Regions from separate parts of the Homo sapiens genome. Here all the other regions are linked to region 2. Evidence: chromatin loops called from intact Hi-C (ENCODE). Cell type or tissue: IMR-90. All regions are shown on one strand. Each heading gives the region's core, and the rest is flanking DNA. Links, peaks and the distances in the headings are about the cores only. Region 1 has its middle 29 kb from the start of MSL3. Region 2 overlaps FRMPD4 (FERM and PDZ domain containing 4). Region 3 overlaps FRMPD4 (FERM and PDZ domain containing 4).

What was found. Hi-C counts contacts between places; a loop is a spot of excess contacts. Peaks named below come from ENCODE experiments on the same cell type or tissue, not always from the same donor. Only the 100,000 strongest peaks of a DNase experiment are listed, where the experiment ranks them.
Region 1: a loop joins it to region 2, with 7 times the contacts of the local background. A loop is called at or near these places in 2 of 110 quality-filtered maps.
Region 3: a loop joins it to region 2, with 2.4 times the contacts of the local background. A loop is called at or near these places in 2 of 110 quality-filtered maps.

The regions. Positions count from the first base shown.
Region 1 is chrX:11,783,668-11,791,617 of GRCh38, reverse strand. No RefSeq gene overlaps it. Among named protein-coding and RNA genes, the nearest start is that of MSL3, 29 kb to the right of the region's middle. In IMR-90, for the core only: a CTCF peak has its summit at 3,923 (motif pointing left); no DNase peak of the experiment used is centred there.
Region 2 is chrX:12,444,392-12,452,341 of GRCh38, reverse strand. The region is part of intron 1 of FRMPD4 (FERM and PDZ domain containing 4); the gene reads right to left. Among named protein-coding and RNA genes, the nearest start is that of FRMPD4-AS1, 73 kb to the right of the region's middle. In IMR-90, for the core only: a CTCF peak has its summit at 4,784; a DNase peak (open chromatin) is centred at 4,721; H3K27ac peaks cover 970 bases.
Region 3 is chrX:12,365,872-12,373,821 of GRCh38, reverse strand. The region is part of intron 1 of FRMPD4 (FERM and PDZ domain containing 4); the gene reads right to left. FRMPD4-AS1 (FRMPD4 antisense RNA 1) reads left to right here. Exons shown (of 2, transcript NR_046743.1): 2 at 561-2,230. Among named protein-coding and RNA genes, the nearest start is that of FRMPD4-AS1, 5.5 kb to the left of the region's middle. In IMR-90, for the core only: no CTCF peak of the experiment used is centred there; DNase peaks (open chromatin) are centred at 1,491 and 3,131; H3K27ac peaks cover 1,454 bases.

The DNA.
Region 1 (7,950 bases), core at 1,968-6,967, 660 kb after region 2:
TTCAATATCTGATTTTCCTGGAGAAAATTAAAGGAATTTATATTAAGTTTTGGTATATTCCCTGCAAATATGGCTGCCAAGTAGTCTGCCTTTGCCATCAAGACCTGGAGTTTATTTTCCCTTCCCTTGAATATAAGGTGGTCTTGTGACTTGCTTTGGCAGCACAATATGGTAGAAGAGGCCTGTCAGCTTCTGCTTTCCCTCTTGGAGCCCTGAATCACCATGTGGAGAGTTTGTCTCCTCTGCTGGAAAGAGAGGCTCAGCCAGTCCCAGATACACCAGCTGTGGTACCAGTCTTTGAGTGAAGCCATCTTGGAGATCCTGGCTGCAGATAAGCTCCCAGCTGAATGCAACCCCAGGAGTGGCCACAACCAACAGTGTGGAGGAGAAGAACTGCCTAGCTCAGCCTAGGCAACCAACAGGGTGGGGAGAATAAATCATCATTTTAAACCACCAAACTGTCATTATGCAGCAATAAATGAACTCAAAGTTTTGATGTTCCATTTAGTATTTCAAACTTTCTTTAGGATATTTTAAAATAGTTCTAAAACAAGACAACTCTATCGTCTTCTTTTATATCTTAAAAGCAAGAAACATCATTCTGTTCAGATGGCAGTGTGAGCAGATTGGATGAAAAATGTCTCTCATAAACTGCATGTAAGACATGGAGACTCAAAGAAAAAGCAAAGTTATCTGGCAACAGCAATAAGATACAAAATCTCATCTAAATGCTGAGAAAAAGATTTTTTTTAATCCACGAGCTAAGTGGTCAGGGTTTTCAGAATCTCATTTTTTAAGAAAGCATTTCTTTTCTCAATCTATTTGTCTTACTAAAAAGCAAGCAGGTCAGGAGAAAGAGACTTCAAGGAAATAAAAAACATTGTTAAATTTAAGTTAGCTGGTGGCAGGTGATTTACAATTGACTAGTAATATAAGAATAAAAATTGAGAAATACTCCCAGAAAAAAGAGAAAATAGAGGAAAACAATAAGAGAAGAAATTGATGCAAACATGACAATAAAAGTCTTCAAGACAGACATTTCGAGCAGGGGATTGCATTTTCCATGGGGCATAGAAAAGGGGGTTCAGTTAGGCAACATTTATTTAAATTTTATTTAAAGAAAATGATGAGTTGAACTAACCACTGAAACACTTGTGCCTCATAAAGGAGACAAAATGGTACAGTGCCTACCAGAAACGGCATGGATGTTTCTCAAAAAATGAAAACAGAATTGCCATATTATCCAGCAATCCCACTTTTACTTCTATATCCAAAAGAATTGAAAGCAAGATCTCAAAGAGATATTTGCACACCCATGTTCACAGCAGCATAATTCACAATAGCCAAGAGGTGGATGCAACCCTAGTGTCTACCAACAGAAACAAAATGTGGTCTATCCATACAATGGATTATTATTCAGCTTTAATAAAAAGAAATTCTGACACATGCTACAACAACATAAACCTTCAGGACATTATGCTAAGTGAAATAAGGCAGTCACAGAAAGAAAAATACTGTATGATTCCCCTTATATGAGGTACCTGGAGTCATCAAATTAATAGAGATGAAAATACAATGGTGGTTGCCAGAGGCTGGGGGAAAAGGGAAGTGAGGACTTGTTTAATAGGTTCAGAGTTTCAATTTTGGTAGATGAAAAAGTTCTAGAGATCTGTTGCACGACAATGTGAATGTACTTAACACTACTGAACTGTACACTTAAAAAATGATTGCAATGGTTAATTTTATGTTATTGTGTTTCTTTACTATTAAAAAACTTAATTTTTTTTTAAAAAAGAGACTAGAAGGAAAAACTCCAAAATAGTTATGGTGACGAGCTATGGCATCATGATGTTGGATGATTTTTTCCCCCTTTTATCTGTGCTTTGATGTGTCTGTGTCTTTTTGTTTTTAGTTTGTTTTTATATTTGGAAAATATTAGTTTCCTATAATTTTAAAAGAAATGGGAGTTAGTTGGGTCAAAAATAATAATAATTACCTTAATATATTTAGACAAGGATTTTTTAAGTCTATAAGTAGGATGAAGGAAATAATTAAAGCATCAAAACAAATATATTAGAAAATAGAAAACCATAGCATTATTTACAAGCCCAAGAGTGCAAGTTTCTTGAAAAAAAAAATACATATATATATAAAGAGAATAGCTTTGCCAAATATAATCAATAGAAAGGGATGAGGAAAATGTCCATTAAATGAATTATGAATGTTAAAATAGCAGCTGCTGAAAAAAATCCTTTGAAACTGCAAGAAATAACTAAGCAGGCACAGCTGTAATATATTTGAAAATCTAGATCAGGCTTAGCAAACATTATCTGTAAAGGATCAAATAATGAATATTTTTAGCTTTGTAGGCCATGCAGTCTCTGTAGCAACCACTCAACTTCTGCCATTATAACTTGAAAGCAGTTACAGACACTATTTAAATGAAAGGGTGTGGCTGTGTTTCCATAAAACTTTAGAAAAGCAGGCAGGAGGCCTGATTTGGCCCACAGGTCGTAATTTGCTAAGTGATAGAGGCTGGGGTCACTTTTCCTTCACGTTCTAAAATTTGGCCTCCCCACATCACTGTGACAACCTTCACCAAGGTAATAAAGAGCTGGAGCTACTGTATCTTTTTCTCCTGGGCCACTGACATCCTCATGGATAGCATTCCTAATTAGATACCACTAAACAAACACTGATTCTGGATACTCAGAATCCATAGGCATCCCGCTTCCACATTTTATATTTTATATTAAAAAACCAAAGTGTCATAAACCTTAGAGGGCAAACAGAGGCAAAGTAAAACTTCCATCATGGTCTATCAGTACTCACAACTTCCATCATGGTCTATCAGTACTCACAAAGACTCTCTTTTCAGGAAATATCTCAGGCCCACTCCTTGACATAAGGAAAACTATAGAATATGCCATTCTAAAAGCTTTTGAACATAGGAACCAAGGCTCTAGGTTTTGGTGAAAGTATTAATTAGAGTAAGAGGCTCTAGCCAGGGGTGAGAGGGAGCACAAATACAGAAACAAGGTCTTCCCTTTGCTATAGCGATCCGGTGCAGTTACCCCAATTGAGGTTCAGGTTCGACATTCTCCTTTAAGTCCCTTTTTTATTTAAAAAAAAAAAAAAAAAGTCAGCAAGTAGTAAACAATCTGAAAAATCCCATAAGAGAGTTCATGGAGTTTTCAGATGAGGAAACTGGGCAAGCCATGAAACTTGTATTCAAATGCCAGAACTGTGGGCCCTGATGATTTTGAAGTAGATTTGGTTCAAACTTTCAGGGCCTGGATAATTCCAAGTCAAAAACTCAGAAGTTTGAATATAAAAACATGAAAAGTTATGCAATTAATTTCAGAAAGCTTCAACAGAATCAGAATCTCCAGAGGTAAGCTCTGGGACTCTATATTCCCCCATAATTCTGATGCAGCATGTCTTGGAGCTAGCATTTGAGAACCACTGAATTCAAGAGTTAAATATAAAAATCAACCAAAGACAATGATTAGTTAATTAGCAACAATCGTATGGGAGGGGGTTTCTGGAAGCATTTTCGCACATAACCAGTGAGAGTGTAAATCACGATAATTCGTCTGGAAAGCAATTTGGCAAATGTATCAAGGACTTTAAAAATGTTTATAGATGTTGATACCTGCGGAGGAGGGAGGGCTACCCGGCTGCTGCTGGGAGCAGGGGTTTAGAGGAGGAGACGCTAGGCTAAGCTCAGGCCGCTGAGGAAGGGGCGCCTCCCAGCTGTTGCCGGTGTGACCGACCGGCCCCAGGAGGATGCTTCTGGAAGTGCGGAAAGAAGTTGGAGGCTGCCACCAGCCGCTGCAGCCAGAGTGAAGCGCCCCTGCATCCTGACGAAGCAGCAAGCCAATCGAGATGAACCCCTCTCTCCCGTCCAGTTGTCCCTCTCCAGTGCCCCCTGCTGGCAAAACACAACAGGAAGCAAGAGAGCAAAGGAGTTTTCAGCACAGCAGAAAGCGATGAATTTGGAGCTGCCCGATAATCGCCGAAAAACTGACAGCACCTGAAATCTCTTTATAAAATTCCCCTCACGTGTACAAAACATGCAGGATATTTCAAAAACCAGAGTCTTGATTGCCCAAATCTTAAAGGAAAGAACTAAAAAACTAGCGTTAGAGGTTCCTTTCAGAGTGATTTCTGGAAGCCAGCAGGATTTCACTTCATTAATATAATTATTTTATTACTTGGACTAATCAACATTTTGTCATCGGGCTGGCTTGGGAGTTTTGAGGACAAAGATGTCGCTTTCCCATAGTTTTATTTCTCCTCATTTTTCTATACAAAGTGCATGATATAGTATTACTTCTACAAAACAGCAATTCTTATCACCAGTTGTAAGAATTTAAAACTAAGAGCGTCTCCATTATAAAATATCTATAATGTAAACTGACATAAACCAAGAAAACCTCAGGCAGCTCTCAGATATGGTTACAAACCGAAAGAATAGGGTGATGTTGACACCATCCTGTTATGATCAGCTGGTTTGCACTGAGCCCAGAAGACAAAGGGTACACACAATTTGTTGAGAAGAACATTTATTATGACGGCAGGCTTCTTGTGTGCTAATTCACTTTTGACGGGGTTGTGTAAAAATCTAAGAGCACTTAGCTACTTACTACTTAAGCAACAAGAGTAATGTTCTGTTTACAGAGGGAAAGTTGTTTGAACTTGACCATGATCATACCATGGTATGTTTACCATACCATGTCTTGGCACGGTAAAATACAAGATTTTAAACTTGACTTCTCCATTGAGAAAATCAAAACAAAACAAAAGAACTGGTTTGCCTTATTGAATAATGAATCTGAGACTTCTCAGAAATGATCTAATGTGATATGTTTGTCCATTTGGAGAACATTTCAAAGAGATTTCAAGTTTCCATCTAGCTTTTCTTTTATTTTAGCTTCTTGTGTTATAAATTTGTCCCATAAGACAACGACTCTGAAACTTACCATCAAGGAAATCTTATAAAGCCAGGTTCCTGTCTGGTGGGATAAATTTAGACTCTAGAAAATGCAAAAAAGTATGTGTCCCACCATCCAGAATTCTGGGTGTGTGACCTAGAGAAAGACTGGCATTTGAATACAAGGAATTATATACAAGTGCTATTTATTTCAGCACTATGTATGAGTAAAAGGGGAATTTGGAAGCAATCTGAATATTCAACAATGGTAAAGGAATTAATACAGGCTATTACATCCATGTGATAGACTGTCATACAGCAGTTGAAAGTATTAAGCTAAACATGTATATAAGTAAAACACATATTTACATATTTATGCATATGTTATACATGTATGTATATATACATATGGATGTATGTCATATATATATGTATGTCAAAACTATGATGAGTAAAAGAGCAAAAAGTTTCATTGTACAATGTGAGTCCACACTATACCACACTCAGGCTATTTTTGCCTGTGGAAGAAAGGCAGGGGCTTGAGACCCAGGTAATGGTTAAAGGGAACTTTAGCCAAATATAATTTTTTTTTTGTCTTACAAATAGTGGTTGAAACAAATATTACAAAATAATAACAGTTTTTTTAACTTTATAGTGAAAATGTATTTTATATTCTCCTTTCTAGTTTTCTGCAAATTCTAAATTTCTTACCAACTGCCCCCCACCTGCCCCCACCAGACTTCATGCTAGCTACAGGATCCCAAAGATGTGTTGCTGTCTCCATCTACTTTCTTCCTTGTTATTTGAGCAGTAGCAAGGGTAGGTATATGTTCCCTTGAGCATCTGATGGCTTCTGAACATGCCAGGGTTTCAGTGATTTCAGCCAAGGCAACGAAGTTTAAACTGTTCCACAGAGAGGGAGTAAAACATTTGCACCACAAAAGGCACGTTGTGACATTAGCTATTGCTGTATAGCAAAGCATCCCAAAATTCAGTGGCTTAAAACAATAAGCATTTATTATTGATCAACAGTACATGGGTCACCTGGATGGGTCTGCTAACTTGGGCTAGACTTAGCTAATCTTGGCTGGCTTGTATATGCATCTGTTGAGAGCTGGCAGGTAGGCTGGGGGTTGGCCAGTCTAAGATTTTTTTTTTTCACATGTTGGCCAGTCGGCTGATTGTTGGCAGTGGTAATAAGAATAACAGGCCATGTGGCTCTTATCGTCTGCAGGTTAACTGGGATTTGTTCACATCTCAGCAAGTTTCCAAGGGAAAGAATGGAAGGGAGTGACTTCTGCCATATTGCCTTGGCTAAAGCAAGTTATAAGACCAGACTTTTCTTTGCCCTTTTCAAGAGCAAAGAAAATAGACCCCACTTCTTTATTAGAGGAACTTCAAACTCACATTTCACAGGTTAGGAAAGGGAGTAGTGGTGGTGGTGGTGTTAGGTGTGTAAAGATTTAGAAACATTTTTAAATCCATCTATCACACCATGGCTTCTTGTGGACCACCAAATTAACTAAGAGTCCCTGATTGGTTATATTTCACATGCTACAGAATATAAAAGACAAGATGAAATATCATATATCAGAAGAAAATCTTACTAGGTTTTCCCTCCAATAGAGTGTTTTCGGTTTTCAGACTTTGTTTTGTATACTGCCCAAGCACGTTTAAACAGCCTTTATCCTCTGACACTAATAGGTGTGTTTCTATGCAGCTCACAAATCATCTCACCCAAAATTATTTTCTGGATACTAATGGACGACTAATAGAGGCTGGTGACCTGAAATTGTCTCAAAAGTCACCTTTACAATAGTGAAGATTGAGCAGTAAATAGAGCCTGCAGGCTGGTGTAATTTACCTTGTGCCAAGCCATATCTCCAAAATGGCTTATTAAATCATCCCACTGAGAGTTGTAAATCTAAGTGGGAAAAGTACAAATCAATAGAAAAACATAGTCAAGCACTTTACTACCTATGATTTTCATGATCCTCTGGAAGGATGAAGATTGATGTTGCAAAGAAATTCCAAAACATGGAAGACTTGTAAAGATTAACTGGCTCTGGTTTGCTTTAGTCTTAACAATTCATTTTATTCTTGCTGTCACTAACCTCTGTGAATTAACCTTTTTTGCTTATATCACAGTATCAGTATATACTTATTCCTTATGCCCTATCTTGCTAAGCAGGAGAATCAGAAAGCCAAAAAGTTTGAAGATCTGTCAACCCCATATTTGCTTACAAAGGAAGCTGTATAAAGGCACAGGTTTTCTGACCTTCAGAGGAGGTATGAACTCAGAGGAATGACAAGAGGAACCTTGGCCTGTTTTAAGCAGTGATGCTTGAAAGAAGCCTCACTGGAGTATTGGAATAAGTAGCCTTTCAGCTCTCAAAAATGGGTTTTCATAGTGTATTTTCCTTGAGTTTTAGGCACAGCCAATTTTTAGAGACCCCTTTCTAAAAAGTGAGATATAATTCCCTGTTTTAATCTATTCTCACATTGCTATAAAGAAATACCTGAAACTGTAATTTATAAAGAAAAGAAGTTTATTTGGCTCATGGTTCTGTAGTCTGTACAGGAAGCATAACACCTTCTGTTTCTGGAGAGGCCTCAGGAAGCTTTCAATCATGGCAGAAGGCAAAGGGGGAGCAGGCTTCTTACATGGTAGGAGCAGGAGCAAGAGAGAGAGGTGGGAGGTGCTACACACTTTTAAACAACCAGATCTTACGATAACTCACTCACTATCACAAGATCAGCACCAGGAGAGTGGTTCTAAACCATTCATGAAGGATGACCCCCATGATCCAATTACCTCCCATCAGGCCCCGCCTCCAACATTGGGGATTACAGTTCAACATGAGATTAGGCAAGGACACAAATCCAAACCATATCATTCACATACCATAAAATTTACCCTTTAAATGCTGACAATTCGGTGGTTTTTAGTATATTCAGAGTGGTATAATGATCACTACTGATTCCAAAAATATCCATCACCCCCCAAAAAAAGC
Region 2 (7,950 bases), core at 1,949-6,948:
TGATATAATGTATGACAAAGTAGATGGATATCCATCTGTAAATCCCATTTTAATTATGAGTGATCTAAAATTATTTTTGAAAAATTTAAAATCATTACTATTTGAGAATGACAATTTAAATGGGAGATTCAAAGTAAAAAATAAGCAATTTGTATTTATCCTGAAAAGATAAAGCTTTTTTTAGTCAGAGTCATCCTTTCAGATACAGCAGCCCTTGTTGGTCTCGGTTTTGCAATTTGGGTGCTGGTTGTGGTTGACATTATTATCCCTGTAAACAGAGGAAAAACGAGTCAGCAAAGGAGATAATATTCTACTGAGATAATTATACAGCATCTCTTCTGATACAGTCCATATAATGTCTCATAGTATAAGTATTAGAGAATAGTAGAAAGGTAGCGGGAAAAGATTAGAAAAGAGAAAGAATAGAGCTGCTAGAGATAAAAGTTCAAGGAGAAGGTGAGAAGTGAACTCAGAAAAAATAAAGTAGCTATTGAGGCTGGAAAAAAAGGAAAATGTATTTAATATGCAAACACTTGGGACACAGACAGGAATGGAAAAGAGGAAAGTAAGTAGAATTCACACACACACACACACACACACACACACACGGGCATACACACATATCACTGAGGGTATCAATAGTGGGAAGCTGTAAGCAATATAAAATTTGAAAACAAGGTTTTACAATGTAAACTAAGAAATGACTGTGCTAACAGCCTGAAAACTTTTGAGACAAATACAAGCAAAGATATTACATATTTAAAGACCTTTTCCTGGTTCTTGACCTGTGAGCATATTTTTATATACACAGAAATAGGTATCAGTCAAAATATGATATGTATGCCATCTTTGTCCCTTTCCTTCAAGACCACACCTTCTGAAAATGTCCCTCAACTCTCTTCCCAATTAAACAGACGGAAAATGTATCTCATGGAAGGAGAAAATTAGAAAACCCATGAAAGACCAAAAGAGATTCTTCAAAACCATTTTCCAAACACAATTGGGTATTGTCTGAAAAAGAGGAAAGTGTCATTAATTATCTGTTCATTGGAGGGGGGCAGGGATGAGCTGAGGGTTCTAAATACTATGAATAAAAGAAGGCAAAACGTCTGGTCTCTCTGGATCAGGCAGGTTTCAATGAGAAGAGGGAATCCGAGCAAAGACTTGAAGGAGGAGAAGACATGAACCATGCAAATACCAGGGGAAGTGATTCAGGTCCAATGGAAGAGCCAGTGCGCAGATCCTAAGGCAGATATCTGCTTGCCACATTTAAGGCTGGTGGATCTGAAGTGGAATGAGCAGTAGGAAATGATGTCATGGAGGTAATAGGCCAGGTCCTGAAGGGCCTTGTCGACCATTCACTGTGAGGACTTCGCCTTTTTTTTTTTCCTGAATAAGATGAGGGGCCACTGGCTTAATGTACTCTAGTTTATGTCTCTCAGTCTGTTTCTCTCTCTCTTTTTTTTTTTTTTTTTTTTGGATAAATAGAACAACACTGAGTCCAAACCAAAGAGTTATTTCCATTGATTTATTGGCAATTATTCTGGGCATAGAAGGTCCCCATCAAACATTCTATCTCAGTTTAGTAGATGGTTACATGTTTATTTGAGGAAAACTATGGCAGTTTTTGCTGGCTGCTATCCAATAGTCAGCTTCCCTTCTTCCTTGGTAAAATAATCTCTCTTTCAAAAAGTATGAGTATGAGCAGTTAAAAGGCTATGTTTCCAGTCTTGGAGCTCACTGAAGCCATGTGATTAAGCTGTGGGCAATGATATTGCAGTGAAAATATTGAATGGGATTTCCATGAAATTTGCTTTATGCTGAGAAATCATATGTCTTTCCTTATTTCTGTCTCAATCCTTTTCCTATTCTCTGGAATGTAGAGGTCAGTGTCATGGATTCATAGGCTACCTTACAACATGAGATGAACTTGAAATTAAAAGCAATTCACTATAATGGTAGAACAGAAAGTTCCCTTGGTGACTGTGCAGTGTCCAACCAAGCCTTGTCCTACCCAACTTCCCTTTTTTTTAATAGGACAGATAAACTTCTGTCTTTTAACACCACTGTTTATTATCATTATTATATATAACTGTTACTATTAATTTTCTATTACAGGTCATAGAACCTAACCCAAACAGAGAGAGTTAGGATGTTTTATCCCTATGATTTCTTTTTATTAATTTTGTAGCTTTTGTTTCTATTTTTTTTTAATCATTCCTTTGGCTTTTAAATAATACATCTCTCTCCCCTAATATTAGCACAATGGATTTAGAAAATCTCTTCACAGGAATAAAAGGAGAGCCAGTTCAAATAATTTCTGCCTATAATTTCTTTTTTTTTCTTTTCTTTTGAGACAAGGTCTCATTCTCCCACCCAGACTGGAGTGCAGTGGCGCAAACATGGCTCACTGCAGCCTCCACCTCCCAGGCTCAAGAAATCCTCCCATCTCAGCCTCCTGAGTAGCTGGGACTATGGGAATGTACCACCGTGTCCAGCTAATTTTTAAATTTTTAATAGAGATGGTGGTCTCCCTATGTTGCCAAGGCTGATCTCAAACTCCTGGGCTCAAGTGATGCTCCCACCTTGGTCTCCCGAAGTGCTGTAATTAGAGGCGTGAGTCACCCTGCCTGGCCTGAACTGCCTATAAATAAGGATATCATGAGTAGTGAAACATAAAATCAGAATCCAAGATGAAGGCAAGAGACAAACTGGCTAAAGTTATCATAAACAGAGAGAACAACAATCTTTATCCTGTACTAAATAAGTGAAAAGCATCATTATTAGTAGTAGCATGATTTGTGTCAGTATTATATTTTGTTGGATTATTCCATTATTTTAAGAAAAATTTTTCTGGCTAATTCTCCAAGTCCAGTCATTCTGATAATCCAATTTCAGTTACTGAAAAAACGACAACAGTATCTTATATTTTGAGTGCACTCAGCTTCCAAAGCAATTTGAGATATATTACTGTCTCAAATACTGACAACAATATTGAGATATAGGGTAGTTAAAATGGTAACTCTTACTTAACACTCAAGGACAGTGAGGATCAAAAAGTTTGAGCAACTTGTCCACAGTTGCCCAGTTGGGAAGTTAGAAAAAAAGTTTTAAGAATAATTTTTCTGATTGCTAAATCCAGTATTTGTTTATCCTATGGTTTTTCTCTCTAAAGAATTTCTCAGAGAGCAGAGGGTTGACCACAATCAGTTTGGCCTAAATACGTATTGTGAAAATTCCTTCATTTAGAATTTCAAATAGCATGGGACACTCATGGATTTCTGCATGTATGAACAGATCAGCCAGGTATGAAATAGAGAATTAATTCCTTTAAGCCTTGTATCCAGGGTGCTTGGCCATCAGATAGCTAGTTTTCTGAGCAGAGGTGGGCTGTTCAAGCGGGATCCTAAGCACCCTTAAGCATCAACCAGAGGGGACATTAAGTCCATGCCTGCTCAACATGGAGAGTATGGTTGTGTGTATATTGGATTGGTAGCACTACTCAGTAGGAAAAGACTGACATGAGATCAGATGTGTCTTTCCACACTCATTGTATCCAAAGATGTTTAATCTTCAACATATCACTTAATTTGAAATCAAATATGTAAATGTTAAGAGCATGAAATAGAAGCACCTTCATTTCAGTACAAGCGACCTATGATCCCTGTATTTCCATGAAGATAGCAATAATTCCTATTAGTCTTCCTTGCACAAAAAAACAAACCCATTTGCCTGGATAATTTAATATTTCCTAGGCATATGCCAGGAATGTTATTTTCTTTCCAGCCAAAGATTGCTTAACTCAATCAATGGCAGAAGTAATAAAATTCAGAAGGACCAAAACTGTACTTATTGGTCTTGAATTTGCCTAGTCTACATTGTACATTTTAGCAATTTTTATTTACAGGAAAGGAGCTCATTTTATTTATTAAAGTGTTTCGGGGCCAAGAATTAGGTAGTTGTTTTTTGTTTGTTTTTGGTTTTTGTTTTTTTACTCAAATCCTGTGATCCTCTTATTGTCCGATAACATGAATTTTAAATAATAAATTTTTATTCTTTTCAGCTCTAAATGTAGTTACCGTTAAAAGGACAAAATTCTAACAAATGCATAGATCATTTCATTTATCAGAAATAGGAATTCAATAAATTTTAAGAGAGGCTTGTTTTGTCTGGAAACAACAAAATGTTTTCACTTTGACTGAGTATACAAACACTCCATCATTCCCTGAACATGCACAGTCAGAGGATTCTAAAAAGATTCAAGCATTACCTGCTGCATGTGATTAATTACCATTCTACAAATATCACCTTTGTTTACCACGACAGTCCTCTACAAGGACAGTCACCACCCGTGACACCTAAATCCAAAGCATGTTTCCTAGGGAAGTTGAAAGTAAGATTTATGTTGAAAAGACAGCTTTATATTATGAAAGCAGATGTTCGAAGGCAACACTGCATTTAGTTTGATGTGATGAAATAGAAAGGAAACACAGTGAGAATTAAGGGACCTTAACAGAGGGATGATGCTTATTTTTGTATGTTGTTTTGATAATAACTGCAGTGGCCCCATGTGTCATGCATTGTCTTAACTGGATTTTACCAGGAATCTGTACAGACTTCAATTTATATATTTCACATGTAAACAAACAGAATAAGGCCCTGGATCCATGACGTAGGTAGGCTGTAAAATGACTAACCACTTGCAACCTAGGGAAATATAAAAGACCATAAACCACTGACGTGTTGCATTGATTCCATCTGACTCAGAAAAGTTGCAGGAGGGGGCAGGCTTGTTCCAGGCATGCTACTTGTGAAGTGCCTGTTCTTACATGAAATTCATTTAAAAAGTTGTCTGGTGTTCTCTTCATTACTTTAGACTGGTGATTCTTAATAAAAGTTGTCTGGCGTTCTCTTCATTACTTTAGACTGGTGATTCTTAATGAGGGGGACTTGCCCTTCTGGGGACACTTGGCAATATCTGGCAATACTTTTGGTTGTCACAACTGGGGGGTGAAAAGCAGTGCTTATGACGTCTAGCATTAAGGCCAGGGATGCTGCTAGATATACTTCAAAGTACAAGGTGGCTCTCAAGGACAAAAAATTATCTGGCCCCAAATATCAACAGTGCCGAGGTTGAGAAATTCTGCCTTGGTCATCCATGTTGCTTCCCTGATAGGTTTCTTGCCATCACTGATTTAGGACTGGGGTATTAATTTCGTCATTTGGAACCACAGGAGCCTAGCCCAAAGAGTCCCTGGGATCTAGTCTTTGGCTGCTAGGGATCTGAGGGACCAGACTGGCTTGGTGGCAAAAAGGTCCACATTGCATTCCTCCACTGGAGAGCTATGGGCATGCTGGGCAGGACAAACTTTGCTATGCAAGATTGCCCACGCTCCTCACCACAGTCAGCATTCCATCCCCCAACCACCAAACGCCAGCAGTGCTCGCTCTCATTGCGACAGCTACATCATGCTCATAGCCATTTCCAAATGCCCCAAAAGGGGTGGAGCCACCCCTGGTGTATTAGTCAGCCTTCATGCTGCTGACAAAGACATACCCGAGACTGGGTAATGTGTAGACAAAAGGAGGTTTAATGGACTCAGTTCCACATGGCTGGGGAAGCCTCACCATCATGGTGGAAGGCAAAAGCCACATCTTACATGGTGGCAGACAAGAGAGAAAATAAGAGCCTAGCAAAAGGCGTTCCCCCTTATAAAACCAACAGCTCTCATGAGACTTATTCACTACCACAAGAGAAGTGTAGGAGAACCACCCCCATGATTCCATTATCTCCCACCAGGTCCCACCCACAACACGTGGGAATAATGGGTGCTACAATTCAAGATGAGAGCCTCTTTGATTATCTTCTTCCCACTAGAGGAATACTAATTCCTTATTCCAGGCCCTCAAAACACCTCAATTGCCCCAAAATGTGTGCTCTAAATAATGTTTTTCAATATTCTAATATTTTCAGTATTGCAAGTTGCTACTTAGTGGAATGCAAAATCTCTGCAGTGGGTGGTGGCTAGTATGAAAAGTTAAATAGACTAAAATAGCAAGCATCAGTGTTTGTCATACATACTAACTACAAATATTCTGTTCATTATTGATTGTTTTATAAATATGTACATATGTATGTCCTGAAATGTATTATACAATGTATTTCTAACTGTGGGTTTTGATCAAACAAGATTAAAAGTCAGTGGTCTAGATAGCCTCTCCCTTTTCTACCCAGTCCCTGAGAATAAGAGTTTACAATTTCTCTCTCTCTTGCTCTCAACTCTCATCTTTGAGTTCACAGACCCAAGTCACATTAGCAGTAAGAAGCCCAATCCATTGAACAACCCTTGTGATAAAGCATCTCTCATTTTGTAAACAATAGATGTTATCAAACACAAGAACATGTGAGACCTGCACAGGCTTGGTCTTTGTGCTACAGTTTGAAAATCCTTTAAACAAATCTGACATACATTGTTGAACTGGCTCATGGCTGTTGCCAAAATCTTTTAAAACAGAGTAGAAATGCCATGTCAGCCATGAAACATTTTTCATAATAAAAAAGTACATAATAACAATACCCCACTTACCAACAGCTCAAAATTCATATTTATTCCTGTCTAGTTGCTATAAGTGCACAGACTTTGCTTCAACTTCCATTTCACTGCTGCCTCTTATTAGCTGTTGACCGTGAATGCATTACTTAACCTCTTTTGAATAAGTTGCATCTGCTATAAAATAGGGATATAAATGGATATATAACTACCGACCTTTTACATTTGTTGTCAGGAATAGAGAGAATGTAAGCAAAAGGTGCTAGAAGAGTGTCTTATACGTGACAGGCATTCAACAAATGATCTGATTATTATTCCCAAATCTGTTTTTGCACATCTTTTCTCTAATTCTACTATTTGAACTTTTGTCAGGTGGAGTTCTTCCACAATTTCCATTTTTATTTATTTTTAAAGCCCCTCAAGTGAAGCATGAGATACTACCAATGTAGCACAGAATGCTCTACGTCAGCATTCTCAAACGTTAGCACACATTACAATCACCTGGAGGGCTTGTTAAAACATATTTTCTGATTCAGTAAATCTGTAGAGGGACCTACAGTTTTTCATTTCTATCAAATTCCCAGGTGATGCTGTTGATGCCCAACCATGGACCACTCTTTGAGAAACACTGCTCTACATGAAATTTTATGATAACTAATGCAGTGGCCATTGCAAGAGGAACTAACCAATCCACACCTCATCCATCATGAAAGCCCTGGAGCCAGCTAAACCAAGTTCTAAGACAGGGATAATGAGAGAGCTCCCAAAGGATCAAGAACAGGAACTTTGTTGTAATAACTTTCCCAAGTCAAACTCAGGTCAGGATGGTTGCTTGTAGAATAAGTGAAATATGTACTGCAGTGCTAAGGTTTAAATGTGTTCCCCAAAGTTCATGTGTTGGAAACTTAATCCCCAATGCAACAGTGTCGGAAGGTGGTGCCTAATGAGAGGTGATTTGGTCATGAATAGATTAATGTCCTTATCATGGGAGTGGGTTAGTTATCTTGAGAGTAGGCTTGTTATAAAAGCAAGTTTGGCCCCTTCTTGCTCTCTTGCACTCTATTGCTCTTCTGCCTCCCATAATGCAATGATACAGCAAGAGGACCCTCACCAGATGTCAGTGTCATGCTCTTGGACTCCCCAACTCCAGAACTGTGAGCCAATATATTTCTCTTGTTTATAAATTACCCAGTATTCTAGGCAATTCTGGTATTTTGTTATAACAACACAAAATGGACTAAGATGTGGAGAAAGAGAGGAACAAGATAAAACCCTGCCCTTAGGTCCCAAGAACTTCACTGTCTAGTAGCAAAAGAAAAAGTACAAATACCATGTCTCCATTTTTGAAGTTGCAAAGGTAGTTCTCTTCTCATTCTCATAAGAAAATGTCTTGACAGCT
Region 3 (7,950 bases), core at 1,031-6,030, 78 kb after region 2:
TTAATAAAAGGAATGCTGGTCTCCAAAATGGTGTGCAAAGAAAACGCTGTGTTTCCCAGTGGCTAACTTCGTACTTAATTGGATCATTTTTACAATAAAGAGGATTCTTTTCCCCTCAAGTTCTAAAAATAGCAGGAGACCGCACAGTTTGGGCTTTGGATTATTGGCTTCTTTCTTTGTTTAGTTGGGAGATAATATTATTCTATTGTCAGATTGATGCTGGTTCCTTCTAGCAGTGAGTGGGCTTAACACAAAAGGTGTTCTCTGGGCCAATTTAAACCAGCAGGTAGAAATTGTTACACATCTGAATCAAAACACAGGAAAAGTATATGCCACTTGCCTTGATAAACTCCCACTATTTATTATCTGGGATTGAGGTTTTTAAAAGCAACCACTCTGTAGAGTTTAGGCATTCAGCATCTGATTATTACTTAGTGCCTGAACTCTCTTTACAGCTCCAGAATAATTAAAATGCAAAAAAGGGAGTGCAATGTCATAGGAGAATTTGAATTTTTAAACACCCAGGTTAAAGCATGCGAAATGTAATATTCTCTCTGCAGAATGAATTATTTCCTTTCCACTAAGAAGTCGGTTAGAACTTCAATCGAGAGAACACACAGAGCAAACTGGGTGATCAACCTGCCTTGTGAAAACATTAGGTTGTGCATATTGTGATTATGCACTTGACTTTACAAATCAAGGGCTAAGCTATACAAGGTTTTTAAACTTTGTACCTGATGAAGACCAAAATACAAGGAAACTATCCTGTAACTGGTGAGGCGGCAAGAGGAGAGAAGTCAGTGGTGCTGTCCCCCAAAGTTCTAAAGGACTTCTCGGCTCCATTGTGGCACTAGAAACCAGGGTTTGGTCCATCAACTCCTTGCTTGTCCTGAGGACCCAGTCCCAGAAAGATGGTGTTCGGCCCTGCAGTACCTCAGGATTGTTGCTTGGATTGAATCACACCCAGACACTTCTACAACTCAGAGCTCACTCTCCTCTGAGGAAATACCTCAAACCCAGTTGAAAGGGAGGCCAGCTCTGTCAGCATGTGACAAAAAGGAAAAAGACATGTCATCTTCCTAGGATCCTTCTAGAAACCCAATTAACCTGGAGGCCCAATGTACAGAACCTGTATAGCAAAAGGCAATAGCCTCGACACACTCTGCTCAGAGAACCCAGCACGCCTGGTCTCAGCACCATTACCAGGAATCAGACCCTGCTATTTTGGAAGACGAGGAAATACTGCTAGTAGGGATGGTGAAAAGTAGAACAGAACACAAGGAGGAACATTCCAGCAGGTCCTGGGAGGAGCCAGCATCACTGCTTCAGCCAAGGCTTTAGAGGGCCTGTAAGGCTAGGCTACAGCTCTCATCCCAGGCATTCACTGGAACTAACGTGGAAAGCATTAAAAATACCCATACCTGGCCTCATTGCTGAGATTCTGATGTAACTGGTCTGGAATGTGACCTGGGTATCAGGATTTTTAAGATTCTCAGGCGATGCTTTTGTTCAGCCAAGGTTGGGAAAGACCAGAGTAAGGCTGACACGTTTCCGGCAGCTTCTGAAAGTTAGCGAATGTCAAACACTGGGAAGCTGCCCGTGGCTGACATTAAATTGACTATAGAGACAGGAAATCTGAATCAAATCAAGAAACACTGATGGAGCCCAGACTTCTGGATGAGCACAGGAGATGATGAGTGGGTGAGTCTTCTCTGCAGAGGAGCAGGGCTGGTTTCCTGGAAGTATCTCAGTGCTTATCAGAAGCTACCATTCTACATGTATTCACATTTAGAGTTGCTTGATAAAGCACAAAATGCCCAGTTAAACATGAATTTCAGAGAAACAATTTTTTTGGTATAGTTATATCTTAACCATTGCATGGGATAATAATTTTTAGAATAAGTATGTCCCAAATGTTGCATGGGATAATAGTTTTTAGTATAAGTTATGTCCCCAGTATTGCAGGGTCCATACTTACACTAAACTTACATTGTTTGCTGTTTATCTGAAATTCAAATCGAACTGTGCGTCCTGTATTTTTATTTGCTATATGTGGCCACTCTATTCATATTTATTCTTTACCATCATCATAGGCATATTTATTAATCTCATGTGTCAGCCACTGTGCTAAGTATTTAGCATACTGTAGCACATTTAATCTCCCCAGAAACTACCATTGTGCAGATCTGGAGGTTGCCTGTAGCATAATAAAGACTTCTTAAATGATTGCAATCGTTACTGTCATGACATTCTAACAAGTTGAAGGCAAAGGAATCTTTGAAATACTCATATTAAAATGAAACCAAAAGAAACTCTTCATGTAGGAATTTCGTGCTCAGTTTTTTAAGCCACAAGTAAATCAGTTTAGAAAATAAGGGTTAATGAGGGACATTCCCCCTCTACTCCCCATGCTTTTTCTTCTCTTCTTGTCATTCTACCCACCTCTCAAGTATCTTGGGCCACCATAATTCTCAGACTTAATGGTGACCAGATAAACTGGCTGGGCTATGGTCAGGTCAGGAGATACATACACAACAGGCTACGCCATATGGGTAGCCAATTCCTATTGTGATTTTTTGGGGAAACGTAAATGTCATTTGGATAATTTATACTAAGAAATACAGATACTACAAAACCATTAAAACAAGTATACAAAGTTCAAATAGAGAAGGGGGTGATATAATTTCCTAAGAAAACCTAGGCTGAAGATAGCTAGTGTACAGCAATTTAATGTTAAATAAAACTACAGGTTTCCTGGTAGTCAAGGCAAAAAGGGAAGCAATCTATTTCTGCATTCCCTATCCAATAACAGGAAGCACACTTAATCAGGAGAGAGAAATTTCCCCTTGGCAATGATACTACTATATCACTTGCTTGTTAATAAAATAAGATTCCCTGGACAGCATAGTAGACTGGGTCTATTTTTATATCTCACTGAAGACACAGATGCTTTCTGGGTTCCAAATATTCTTAATGATAAAGTCCCTGAAGACAAGCAGTTGAGAAGCAAATATTTAAAACATGTTTAAGGAAGAAAGTTTGGGTTCTAGCAGTTTTTACAAAGGCCAGCTGTCGCACTGACTAAAACTTTGAGAATTACAACTACAGGCCAGGGTTCACCAGAATCCTTCCTTCTTCTCACGTAATACTTTTATCTTTGGAACACTTGTAACATTTTGTAAGCATCTGCCAAACCCCTGCCTTTTGCACGTGAGCAGATTTTTGCAGCAGGAAGGCTGAATCTTGGAGAGAGACACTGCCCTGGGGCTACAGGCAGCTCTAGGAAGCATTGCCTTTGGGTTTGTTCTCTTGTCCCCCAGCAAGCTTTTCTCCTCCATATGGTCAAGGCCAAGCACAGAGGGACAGTGCATTTCCCTGACAGTAATGACGTGAGCCTCCTGGGTGAAATAGCTAGAATAACTCCCAATTGATGGGGCTTTTGCTTTTTGTTACATTTCTTCATCTGCTTTCCCAGTTCAAAAATTTTATATTTGTTTCTTGTTTATTTATTTTTGTGGAGATGGGGTCTCACTGGGTTGCCCAGCCTGGTCTCAAACTCCTGGGTTGAAGTGATCCTCCTGCCTCGGCCTCCCAAAGTGCTGGGGTTACAGGTGTGAGCCACTACACCCGGCCCCAGTTCAAAAACTTTAAATGAAGTGACCAATTGGAAGCAAATTCCCTGTGGACATTCTCTTTCTTTGTGAATTGTGTTTGTTACTGAGCAGAAAAGATTTTTCTTAAAAAATTGGAAAATTATGATAAATGAAAGAGCATTTGCTCAACACTAGAAAGCTCACATGCAAAAGTTCAGTCCAATAAAAAAACCAGAGCCATTAAGTATTGGAGAGGAGGCAAAAAGCATATATACGTATGAAACGTAAAATATATATATTATACATATTTCTATATAATAGAGGAGGAAAGTCACTACTCTGAATGGATGATTTAGATTACTACTAGTGACTAAGTCCAAACTCTTTGGCATAGGAACTAGGCCTGTTTGTCTGAACTTGGCCTCAGCCTTCCTTACTGATCTCTAGTCACACTCACATCATATGTTCCTTGACTCTATCATGCATCTTGTACTTCAGGACCCTTCTTTATAACAGCAGTTTCCACTGACTATGAGACTCTGCCATTTTCTCTCCAACTATTGAATTCCTACTTACGTTTCAAGAACCAGATTAAACAACACTTCTTCCTCCATGAAGTCTTCCCAGAATGCCACAGGCATGGTTATTGGCCACCTTGGTATTTTATATAGACCTATAACACTTCTTACATTGTATAATTATGCATTTGAATCTATTTCCCATTCTAAACTACACATCTTCTATTCAGAAGTTTTGTTTTTTGTGTCTCCAATGTTGAAACAGTATCCAGCTCAAGTCTCAAATATACATGTATTGCATTTAATTTGAAATCAATTCAGACAAAAAGGAGGCCCGCGTTAGTTAAATGATATAACCCACGCTCTAACACAGGATTTCTTAAATCTTGTTTGGAGACAGACCAGCATGACTCCAGTTACTTGCGTGGTGTCATAAACTATTAAAGAATTCTCAAAATGAAAAAAAAAAAACTGAGTTTATTTTAATTTTAAAAAATTAAAATAAAAGTTTAAGATTATTTAATTTAAAAAATGCCCTTACATACAGCAGACTGCCCCTTGAAAGGGAAAAGAGTCCCCAGATCAGAGAATGCAAATGATACAATGTTACGAAGTTCTGTTTTCTGGGGGCTACTGATGAAGAGAGAGAGAGAGTAGCTAAAGATGAAGTGGGGTAAAGACGAAGGGCGGGGCAGAGGAAAGGGGAAGGAAAGGAGGACAGGCAGAAACTGTTTAAATTAGTTCTGAATTTATTATATGCTTTTTGTAAGTTTGGTGTTAACTTATAGCTTTTATTACATATCATGGGTTTTTGTTTGTTTTTGTTTTTGTTGAGACAGAGTCTCGCTCTGTTTCCCAGGCTGGAGTACAGTGGTGCAACTTCGGCTCACTGCAACATCCACCTCCCAGGTTCAAGCGATTCTCATGCCTCAGCCTCTGGAGTAGCTGGGACTACAGGCGCCCGCCGCCAGGCCCAGCTAATTTTTGTATTTTTAATAGAGATGGGGTTTCACCATACTGGGCAGGTTGGTCTTGAACTCCTGAACTCAAGTGATCTGCCCACCTCAGCCTCCCAAAGTGCTAGGATTACAGGCGTGAGCCACTGCACCCAGCCATGTTGTTTTTAGATAATAGGTCATGTTTAAATGTTTTGAATCTATTGACTTGACTTGAAAAAAAAAAAAATAGCACAGAGCAGAAGATGTAAAACATGTTCCCTCGCCAGGTAGTAATCTGCCAACCATTCTTTTTATTTCTGTATTCCCTTCTTAATTTAGCACTGGGCCTCACTTTACTGGAAAGAATACAGCACAAATAATTTATACTAGTTGTTTTTTCTAACTTTGGTGGTACATTATATTCAGTCTCTTTCTTCCTCCTGGTAACGTCAGCTGTTGTACACTTATCTCCAGCTACCTGAAATGGTACAGACCAAAGCTTTGGGCTGCAGTGTCACTGGTTTATATATTTCATCTCCTTTAGCACTTGCCTCTGAGTGTTGTGGGAAGGAAACTGAGGCAGAGAGATGTAGTCACTTGCTCAAGCCCAGGCAGTCTACTCCAGGGGGCCAGCTCTTCACCACCACACTCTCCTGTCTCCCAGGGGAAAAGCCAAGCTCTGGGATGTACCAGAAAGAGAGGGCTTCTGCAATGGATTGGCAATGTATGGTCATTGCATTAGAGGCATCATCTCCACAGATGCTAAGGTCATGCAGGAGGATGGGTGAGAAAGAGAACAGGGACCTAAGCCTAGATAGAGATCTGATTAGTGGGTGTCAGTGATGAGGATAGACAGGTATAGTCAGGTATGCAAGCCTCCTAAGAAGAGTTTTTATTTTGTTTTACATGAAGATGAAAGTACATTCAGCCTATTTATTCTCTTATTTCCTTTTTAAGTAACATGATAAATCCCTTCCACAAAACTCTTCACTAGCTCCTAACATCTCCTGACTTAAGGTTCTGCCTTGACATCATCTCCTTCACCTTCCATGTCTAATCCCTGACCAGGTCCATCAGTTTTACATCCTGAAAGGACCTCGAAGCATCTCCTTTCCCTCATGGTTATTGCCACCATCCGACACTTCTGCTGCCCCAAGCACCATCGACTCCTCTCCAACGAGTGCAGCGGCCCCGTAACTGGACTCCTTACATCTCCACTCGAATCCCACGCCCTCCAATCTCCTCTCTGCACACTGGCATCCATAAATCCTTGTCAAAGTGGAAATCGGCAATTAGGGCAGCCACTAAGGATGGTTCATTGCGCAACTCAAGAAGGTGCTATGTGCAATGTAGCCATGATTCCAGGAGTCAACCTTCATTAGCATGAAATGTGAAGGGTGCCCCTGGGGTAGGCAATGCTGCAGTGCTATATGTGCAGGCCGGAATGGGATCGGGAAGGGGCAGTACTGCCCACCCAGAGGTGGTCCAGCTGGATAGAAACCTCATCTGTATTTAGAAAGGGCAAAAAGGCAGGGGAGGGGCAGTTTGGAGTTTACAGAAAACCGAGCCTTCATGTTTGAGAACTTCTAGTCATCCTGTTCTTCCCCCACTAAGTCTAGGCAGGTATGTGAATGGAAAAGCAAGGTTGTATATGTCTCTGCTGTTTCACCTGCTCCCAGGCAAGTACAAGCCACGGACCAGGAAAAGCAAAGGCTTGGTCTCCTGATGCCCCCAAGGAGCTGGCCTGAAGTGCAGAGTCTGTGTGCCTGCCTGGTTTTTGATGATATTCCCTGCCCTGGCCATCACCGCAGGCAGCAGCCCACCCAGAGAGAGAAGCAGCAGAACAGAGTGGACCCTGCTGGGTTGGTACCCCTCTACCCTGGTCCTCTGTGCTTCAGCCACCTCAAGACTTAGCTACTATACACTCAGCCCCATTCAACTTTCGGCTCAAGTGGCACTGGCTCAAAGCCCCTGCTCAATGCCCCACAGCCCCATGCAGATTTATTTCAATGCACATGCCACTTGGCCGTGTGTCACTGGATCCAATGCCTCTCTCCTAAGAGACTGTATATCCATCAGAGCAAGGACTGGATCACTCTTGTGAGATATCAGATTTCCTGAGCTGGCATAGTCTGGCCCATGGGGACACTGGGTGGGTGTGCTCATACACAGTGTCTGCATCATTTCTGATAAATGAATAAATGCATGAAAATTGCTAATGCCTTGGTTTATTTATGTGATTTTCATCTCTATTCTGGACAACTGCTGCAAACTCCCACCTAGACTCTGAAACTAGTCTCTGTGCCTCCAGTCCACCCTCTGCACTGCCATCAGAGTTATGTTTTGCTAATATGATCCTGTCTAATTTTCTCACTCCCCTGTTCAATCCCACTGGTTGCCTACAGCCTCCAGGATGCATTTCAATTTCCTGATGGCAAGGAGGTTCATCATCATTCAGCCTCACCTTTCTCATCAGCTTCCTATGGCCCCGAGGTCCCATCCTCTATGTCCACCAACAGTAAACTCCTGATACATCCCTTTGTAAGGCTGACCATATTCTTTGCCTTCATTGAAATGACCTCGCACTTTCTTGGCCTGGCAAACCCTTTTGTGTACTGCAGACAGACCCAGCTGAAGTCTTACTTCTGCTGATGTTCCCTGAACCCCAAGGCCAACTCAGCAGCTTCCTGCCTCAAGTTTCTCCAACTCTATCCCAACCCCTATCATAAGGCAAAACACATTTTTAGGGCATTAATTATTCAGTTGTTTGTTGCCAATCTGAACCCTTGAGGGCAACGCTTATTCATCTCTCTCCAGTGCTGAGCACAGAGCCTAGTGAATGGAATTATTGAATGAATAAATGAACAAATAAAAGAACACAGGAATGACTTACAGGGAGCA